Regions from separate parts of the Homo sapiens genome. Here region 2 is linked to region 1. Evidence: read pairs that join two places in POLR2A ChIA-PET (ENCODE). Cell type or tissue: PC-3. All regions are shown on one strand. Links, peaks and the distances in the headings refer to the core of each region. The heading gives the core; the rest is flanking DNA.

Evidence for each region. Peaks named below come from ENCODE experiments on the same cell type or tissue, not always from the same donor. Only the 100,000 strongest peaks of a DNase experiment are listed, where the experiment ranks them.
Region 2: POLR2A ChIA-PET joins it to region 1 with 5 read pairs; 10 of 35 experiments call an interaction of 5 or more read pairs at or near these places.

Annotation. Positions count from the first base shown.
Region 1 is chr7:80,856,703-80,861,111 of GRCh38, forward strand. The region is part of intron 2 of SEMA3C (semaphorin 3C); the gene reads right to left. Among named protein-coding and RNA genes, the nearest start is that of SEMA3C, 60 kb to the right of the region's middle. In PC-3, for the core only: no CTCF peak of the experiment used is centred there; no DNase peak of the experiment used is centred there; H3K27ac peaks cover 448 bases.
Region 2 is chr7:80,906,547-80,910,955 of GRCh38, forward strand. The region is part of intron 2 of SEMA3C (semaphorin 3C); the gene reads right to left. Among named protein-coding and RNA genes, the nearest start is that of SEMA3C, 10 kb to the right of the region's middle. In PC-3, for the core only: no CTCF peak of the experiment used is centred there; no DNase peak of the experiment used is centred there.

The DNA.
Region 1 (4,409 bases), core at 235-4,234:
TTACCAACACTTCTGCTCCTAGATAAAACTCATCCACTACAAACATCTCTGCTGCTGATGAGCTAGGCTGAAAAGAAACTGGACCTAATCTTAAATCTGGGCCTAAAGGTCCTGACTTGGGAGAACAAGGGTAGATTCTGCCCCCTGTGCCACCAAGTATGGCTGAAATTCAAGGTGCTATCATCCTAAATGGACATTCCATTTGCCTCCCCCATGATTTGGAATGAAAATTACAGTTCTCAGGATTAACCTTGAAGTGAAAATCAACATTATCCCCATCCTCCCCTTCCTCCCTTCTTCCTCCCTCTTATTTCATTCTAACAACCACATGCGACTGCATAATGGGAGGACCAGTCACTACGGTCCTAACCTCACAAATTTCATCACCAATATCTATTTTTTAAAAGTGTCTCATGACCTCCACCTTTGCCTTTCATTAATTCCCGAATTAAATGTGTTTTATTTGCCTTGTTATATGTGTATATGTGTTCCTTAACAGGGTCAAATTCATGATTTGCACAATTTTCCCAAGAAGAGCACATAAACACTCTCATGCAGGTTTTGGCATCAGTGACACGGGCCCTTTAATGAAGGAAATTTGAATTTTCAGGATGTGCTCATATGCCACATATTCTTAAACCTCCCCAAATTAATACTGTGTAAGAATTTAGCAGTTAAAATAAAGTTTTAAAAAGGCAAGAAATTACAAAAACGAGAAAAAACAAAATCCAATGTATAAATTATATGATTCACTGCTAATTCAGCCAGGACATCTCAGAATTGCTTATCATTAGACAAAATATTTGCTTCAGATATGTTAATTTTTGAAAATTGCTTATCAGGATTTTGTTTTAATTAGTAGCCATAAAGTGCTACAAAGGGGTCTCTCCCCATTCAAAAATACTTTGTAAAAAATTAATAGAATATCTTTATAAGCATTTAAATCGATCAAAACTTATTTTCTAGGTAGCACAGTCAGCTATTTCATTTCTCTAGACCCTTGATAAAAGGAGAGTAATATTGGGGAAAATAGTTTGATCATATTAGTTACAAGTTAGAATTGGTATGAAGAATTTGTAAAAGAGCTAAATATTCTTTGCTAACTAAACAAACCAAGAATTTTTACTAGCTCAAAATTTTGCTAAAAAGACTTACAGTGTCTTAGTTGCATGTCATGCTTATTAATGTTTTGTTATTGTATGTGATGTTTCTAAATATAGGCAAATATATTCTATGTTCATAAAGTGGAAAACTCATTCAAATAGACCTTTTTTTTCCATACCAAAACTTCTATAATATTCAGATATCAGATTATAATATGGGGAATCCTGTTATGTTATGATATGGCTTAAAATTTACCTTAATATTTTTATGTGTCTAAAAGACTCAATCACACTTCTAGCATTGACATATTGAAAATAAATATTAGGTATTTGCTATCCAAGATGGCTTATACTCCTAGTTATTTGTATAAGGAGGAAGGCTTTCAGGTGAGTTTTACAAAAACAGGTACTCTAAACTACTAGATCACAGTTTCTTTGGGTGCGGCTCAAAATGCATACTTTAAAAAATCTCCCGTATGATACTGAGGTTCAAGCAGGTTTGAGAAGCACTGATATACATCATGACAGACCAAATATGTTTGCCTGTATGGCTTCCATTTGGTTTAACTGATGACCAGATACCAGATCCCAGAGGAAAATGTTTAGTTATACAGATGTCCAGATATATTCCAAACTGAAAAAAACTGTGAATAATTTACAATAAGCTAGAGTACTGCTCTTAAGATAGTTTGAGATTAGAGTTTTAGGTTGTAAATTTGTAAAACCACAGACATTTTGAGGAGGAATTCCAGTTCCTATTTTTAAAGATGAGGAAATTATTAAATAAATAATAGGCATTAGTTTTGTGTGTTTACAAATCACACATGCTCAAATGAGAGTGCACAAAATGAAAAGGCTATTTTTAAAATACCTAAGATAAACAGAAACAAAAAGCTTGAGTTATATCAGGTTGAGTCATTCAAAATGCATACATATTAGAGGCCATGCTTTTCACATCCTCCTTTGTGACCTTGGAGTGTTTAATTACAGCAAATGTACTTTGGCCCAGACTAGTTCCCACTTTAAATAGAGCAAGTATGAATTCGAGGTAATTCTCCATATGAATAACTGAACCCAAGATGTGTAGAACAGAATGGTATCTTAAAAAGGATAAAGTTTGGGCCCCTCGGTTAGAGGTGCATCATTTGTCCTCTTTATTATAACACTCAGACTTTACAAGAGTTTTCAACTTTTCAGGCTTTTCTTTTCTTTCCTTGATCTTTTCCTATCGTTTGAAACCTTTGAAACTCCCTCGTGAAACAGGCATTCATCATACCTTAGTTCTTAGACCATAAATCCAAAAAAAAATAAAGTGGTGAAAACTCAAGAAAAAAAAGAACGGTGTGTGTGTGTATGTGTGTTTGTGTGTGTGTAGGTGCAAAGAAGCATATTTATTTTTCCTATAGAGATGAGCCACTGTAATGGTTTATCCTAGTTATATGTTTATGCATACATACATATTTATATAACTTTTTGTTTTCCTTAATGCCTTTAGATGTAGAAATCATTTCCTTCTGTTTAGAACAAGTATATTATCAAGTTTTGTTATGCCTGTCTTACAGCTTGTGGTTGTATTGAAAAAGTACCCGATGAGCTCCCTAGAGAGGATACCTGTTCTGCTCTATCATTTTCAAGTTCATCCTAAAGATTTCTACCAAGTGTCAGGTGATCCAGTAAGCTCACAAATGCTCAGAAGAGCCTCTCTAAGTCAGGACAGCAACTAGTTCTCTTAATCACTTCGAGACAACTGCATAAACTGAATTCCATATGTTGAAAACAAAAAGAAAAGATTTAAGTCAAACGCAAAGTTTAGCTGATTTCTGTATGTGTATTCTATATTAACAATAGTTTGGCGGCACACATTTTCAAACTTAGCACCCTCCTGTTGCCACAGTCTGCTGACAGCCTCCATTTAGCTGTCTTTTGAGTCCACTGCATGGTAAGCTCCTCTCTGAGGCAAGCCACGAGGCCTTATTTGGTGATGACAGCTCAGTGGCTGGCTGGCTGGCTGGCACAGAAAATGTTTCTGAACTGAACTGAAATTTAGCAATCTCTAACACCTTTCACATGTGTTTTGGTTTAGGAGTCCCTTTGTAAGTCTGCTAGACACTATTTTTTTTTTTAAAATAATCGGGTTTCAAAAATGTCTCATCTGTGTGCTATAAACTCATTTAAACTTGGGAAACAATATTCTAATTAATAATAGGCATAAAATATAAAAGACTATAGAACGACCACTTAGCTTTTATTCAAATATCTTAGTTCTTCTAAAATAATCCTTTTAGTAATATGTATGCTTAGCAAATACGTATAGACTAGTGTTTTTATCCTACTTATTCAGCAATAATACTATTTCCAAGAATAAATGAACTATTGGTTAGTTTTTATGATTAAAGTAAACTATACCTATGACTATAAGTAAACTATGACCATGGTTTAATGGTATAAATTTATAATCATAAAAATATTTTTAATAAAAGATTATAAACCTTCTCCTAATGGCCAACTATTTTTGAATTTCTGCCTTAATATTTTGATGATACTTTTATTTCTTCCTCAAGACACATTACCATGTCTATCATGTCTCCTTTCACAGTGCAGCACCATCATATTTCCATTAACATGTGGCTCTGGACATACAATAGATCCAACTGCACCCCTTAAAACACAGCGGCAATGTGGTAGAGAAAACTGACTTAACATAGTAAAAACTATAGCCTGAGCTCTGCTCACCAAGCTGAGTATTACAGAGACATTATCCTGTTTCCATTTGATAGAGTTAAAGTGATCTCAATCAGAGAGCAAGATCTAAGCTTAATGGGTAAAAATTCAGAGTTGAGGTTTGAGATCCCAAACTGCCAAGGTCAAGGGCCCATGGTCATTACTCTTCTAGCAGTGACAGAAACAGAACGGATAAGTGCATTCAATCAAAAGGCATGAACAGCGAAGACGAGGCCACCCACACAAACATCTGTTTGCTCATGAGGTCCTTTTCATAGGATACCATAAAGACAGGTGTGGGGTTTGAAAAATTCTGTTTGGGGAGACCTACTGCTTGGTGAGTGCTTTTCTTCTGTAGTTACCTTCGAAGCATACTTTCAACAATTCTTCTTTAACTCATGTTTGTTTATTGAGTGCCAGTAATGTTGACATAGTTTATGTGTGACTTTAAATCAAAGGCATATTGAAAGAAATAATATGGATTTTCACTTAATTAACAAAGGCCTTTATCCAGTTGATCAAACATGAGAAAATGAGAACATACCAATATGAACATTCCTTTGCCATCCTGTTCCCTCACAACAG
Region 2 (4,409 bases), core at 189-4,188, 50 kb after region 1:
AAAAAAGAGAGGGAAGAAAGGAAAACAAATACAAGAGATCAATTGCTAGATAGTATATTTTATAAGTCTCTAGTGTAGTATCTGAAATGTCTACATATAATTATGCGTATTAAAAGTGTTGAATACATTATCAGAAGAGTAGAAGGTAGATGTCAGAAGAAATATACCAGTGTAGATCATTATAAAATATTCTATGCAGACAAGCTGTTGAAAATAAAAACATTATAAAAGGAATACTATAGATATAAGGGGAGAGGCAAGCATTTCCTTTCACCTAAAACCAGAATATTTCATTATTCTGTAGCCAAGCGGTAGGGGCTGCTTTTTCTTCCACAAAGTAAAGCTTACTGAATGCTTTTTCTTCTATCATAGAAAATTGATTATACCACTGTTGTCAATATAATTAAATGAATAACCAAAGGTTATAATACTAGCATATAGAACCCTTTGCTTACTGTACTTTAGATATCAAAATAGAAAATACAGCTGCATAGTTCATATTCATTATCAGTTTCCTCTGAAAAAATGTACATAATTAGATTTTTACACAAAAGTTTTAAAACTCCAGTCACATCAGCAGGTTTTGACTACTAATGGAAAATGGAATTGATGCAATTATGTGAAACAGTGGCAGGAAGCATGGCTTTTAAAAGAATCAGCTTAAAGAAAAAAAATTCCAGTTGCATGTGCATTAAAGCTGTCAAAACTCTAAGCTAAAGATCCGCTCTCTGTGCCAGCTAAACCCCTGCCCGACTCCGGAAAGTAACTTTCTGAAGCCATGCCAAGCCCTCTGCTTGAAAATAACATCTTAATTGGTTTCTTCTAATAAAATTCAAAATGCTCTTTTGGTGATGATAATACACTCATTGTTTTATTCCTGCTTAATGTTCTGGTCTCTTGGAATGTTTTGAGCATTACTGTTCAGGAGAAAGGAAAAAGCCCTTGAGCCTGAATTTATGGAGCGACAATCTGGCTGGATGGACCAACAAAGTTGGAGGCTTTTGATGCCAGAAAGATTGTTTTTATAAACAATCTATAAGGGTGGTTCTATTTAATGTCAGATTCCTATATAATGGCAATGAGACTCCAATCTCTTCCTATTAACTGCATCATTAGTATGTAATAATGTTTAGTTGTGAATACAGAACTAGACTGTTTAGAGAATACTTAGGGCTCTGACTGGCAACTGACACAAATTAAATTATTCGATAATTCTTTTCAAATCAAGGGGTAATTTAAGTCATAAGGTTTTTCTTCTGCTTGAGTTATGATAACTAGCGTACATCTATCTACAAGGGCAGACATGTTATTTAAAAGGCTCCAACGTATCCACCATACCATATCTAAACTTCTGCATGCCTTATCATCCTGTTAAGTTTCTTTATTAAAAGTTGTTCAATTCAGGCTGTTGAATAGTTTGTTTACACATGGACTCTAATTATGTAACGAAATTCAATAGAAAAATATCATTTGTATAATATTTATACAAGCCAATTTTATAACCACTTTGCTACTACTCACTAATTCCATTAAACAAGAGATCCCTGTCTTAAGAATTATAGTTGCATTGGAATTGTCTTTTCACATGTAATAGTCTGTATCATTTAAAATAAACTGTGATCACATATATTATTTCTACTTGACTCAATTACAAGGAAGGTCAAGCAAGAATACTAGGACGTTCAACTCCCCTTACTCTCAGTTTCTAATTTTGTTACTGCTGTCTTAAAATCTTCAGACCCGTTGTGTTCACTATCAAATTTCAGCGATGAATGAAGTGCCAGCTTGGTGTACTTCACACAGTTTGTACAAAGTTATGTCTATTTACAAAAGAGAAAAGGTCTTTTCTAATTTAACTTTTGTGAAATGAGGATTTTGGAAAACTGAAGCACATAATTAAAGACTACATTTCATATGCTATAATTGAGATTCTGCTCGCTCTTTGGCAACTGACGCTAACTATAGTAACACTAGCAACTTGGGTTGCAAGACTTCGCTGGCTGGAAAAAAAGAAAAGCAGGCGTAGAGAGCAAATTTAGGTACTTATCTTATTGATGCTTTACATATTATGTGCCCCATTGACTCCCTTTACATCCCCGTTATCTGTGCTAGGGATGGATTACTTCCTTTTTGCGGGTTGCTATTCAACAACTCATTTTGTTCTCACTATCACCAGCTGTCAGAAAAATGGGAGGGAGACAGGGCTCAAATTCACAAGTCACCAGAGTTTCTTGTCCTGGTCCTCAGCTTGCTTGCACTAAAAGCTGTCACTATATAAGTGTTACAATAATGTTTTAAGTAATAAAGTGTTCACCAAACTAATGATCCAATTATATAATTACAAATCTGTGGTTATTCATAAATTTAAAATAAGAAAACATATAAATAATGCATTTAAAATGATACCAGGAATACAACAGCTTTTTTCTGACTGAACAGTTTTTGTTATATGAATATACAAGAGAGTATACACTTAGGAAAGACTAAAACGGTATTCAAATATAATGTAATTTTACTCATAGACGATGTGAGTGTGTGTATGTGTGTGTGTGAGAGAGTTCTGCATTTATTTTTACTCAGATATATATCCTCTCTCCATAATTAATTCTATCTGTAGAAAGTCAAAATCTATAAGGAAATAAGTTTTTCCTAAAATAATTTAGAAGTTGCTTCTTCAGAGCTATTAATTCTACATAGAGTTAAGGTTTTCTTTCTGCTGGATCAACATTCTGTCTCCCTTCTCTGAGGAACAGAAATCTTCTGTAAAATTACATTGCTGTAACTCCCTGAGTTTATCTATTCCATATAGACTAGAGACTTTACATTAGCCATTATATTACAAATAAGGTTAAATATAAGAGCAATCTTGTATTCAAAATTCAAAGTCTGGTACCTGATCATTTTTATCAGAAAATAGTTGTACTAAGGTAGTAATTTAGAAATTAATTAGGTAGAATGTTTTATACTTTTATTATCAAGAATCTTAAATGCTAGCAAGCGTTAAAGTTGAGTAAGGCAAGAATATTTAGCATTTTCAGTGGCATCAGTTCAAACCAGAACATAAGATTACTTTAATGGATTTTTCACTCTAAGGCAATACATAAATGAGCAGAGTGGAATATTCTAGGGATTGACTAAGGGGAATATGGAATCCTGATGTACATAGCACATCAAACGAGCTCTTGATTACAAGAGCAGTAACTTGGGGAAGGAAAGACAAGACTAGTATGTTCATTAATTTGCATGAATTAGAGATAAATGAAAATATAAATTATTCTTATTTATGTATTGCCTCAATCTTCGCAAAGAGAATTGAGAGGCACTTAAAATATGGTGTTGAACAGATTTAAAGCCTGATATATAATGATCCTCAAATTACTGCTGAAAATCAGCAGTTAATTAAAAATGTAAGGTATGTTAAAGCTACAGTGTTGTACATACTTGGAGAAGAAATATCATGAAGCAAGTTGTTAATACTCATATTAATAGCCTTGCATTTCTGCAGATTTTGTAACATACATTTGCAGGGTATCTCTGATTCTATACAAGCACTGCTCATAATTAATTTTTCTCTTCTTATACCATTTTGTCTTCTAGTCTTGTCAATGCCACCATTAAGCTGTAGAACCTTAACCAAGAGCTTTAGCCTCCATGCCAATTTACTTCATAGGCATTCTATAATAAATTAAATAATAAGGGAATTATTTGAAAAGTAAAAAGCATTTTACAGAAGTAACATATCCCTATTGAGAGCTTAAAGACAGCTCATTCTCATTGGATAAGGAGGATGGGTTGAAATGATTGTTTCTGAAAAGCCTGCAATTTAAAACGTGGAACATACTTGCCATCTTTTACAGCTCAGCAAATTGTTTCATGGCTAGTGCTACCCTAAAATAGCACATGGCTCAGCACTTAGTTCTACCTTCCATGTGCCCTTCTTGCTAACTCATACTCTGAGCTACAGAACATCTTACCTTTCTGTTCCTTGCCTTTAAATGTGTTTTCCTTAACAACAGAGGTCTTCAGTAATATATAAATGAAAATGCAGAAGGCAAAAAAGTGCTGGAATCTGCCCAAAGCTCACAGCTCTATTTCCCAATGCTCGTTCTTTTTTTTTTTTTTTTTAACAGTAATGGAACTAAAACCAAAGTGATAGTTCTTTATTATAGCAAAGTGATAGTTTTTTTATTTAAAATAAGTTATTTTTTACAACCTCCTTATATAAAAGATGTTTATGAAAGAAAAAATTGAGTGTGTCTCGGTGCCATTTTTTTAATGCAATGAATGATATCCATGAAAAAGAACATCTGAATCTTTTGTTTTAAAAGACAGTGCAAGGTATAGTGAATTTATGGAGATACATCCTGATAAATTTGCATAATGAAATGAGGAGAGTGTATAATAATTTT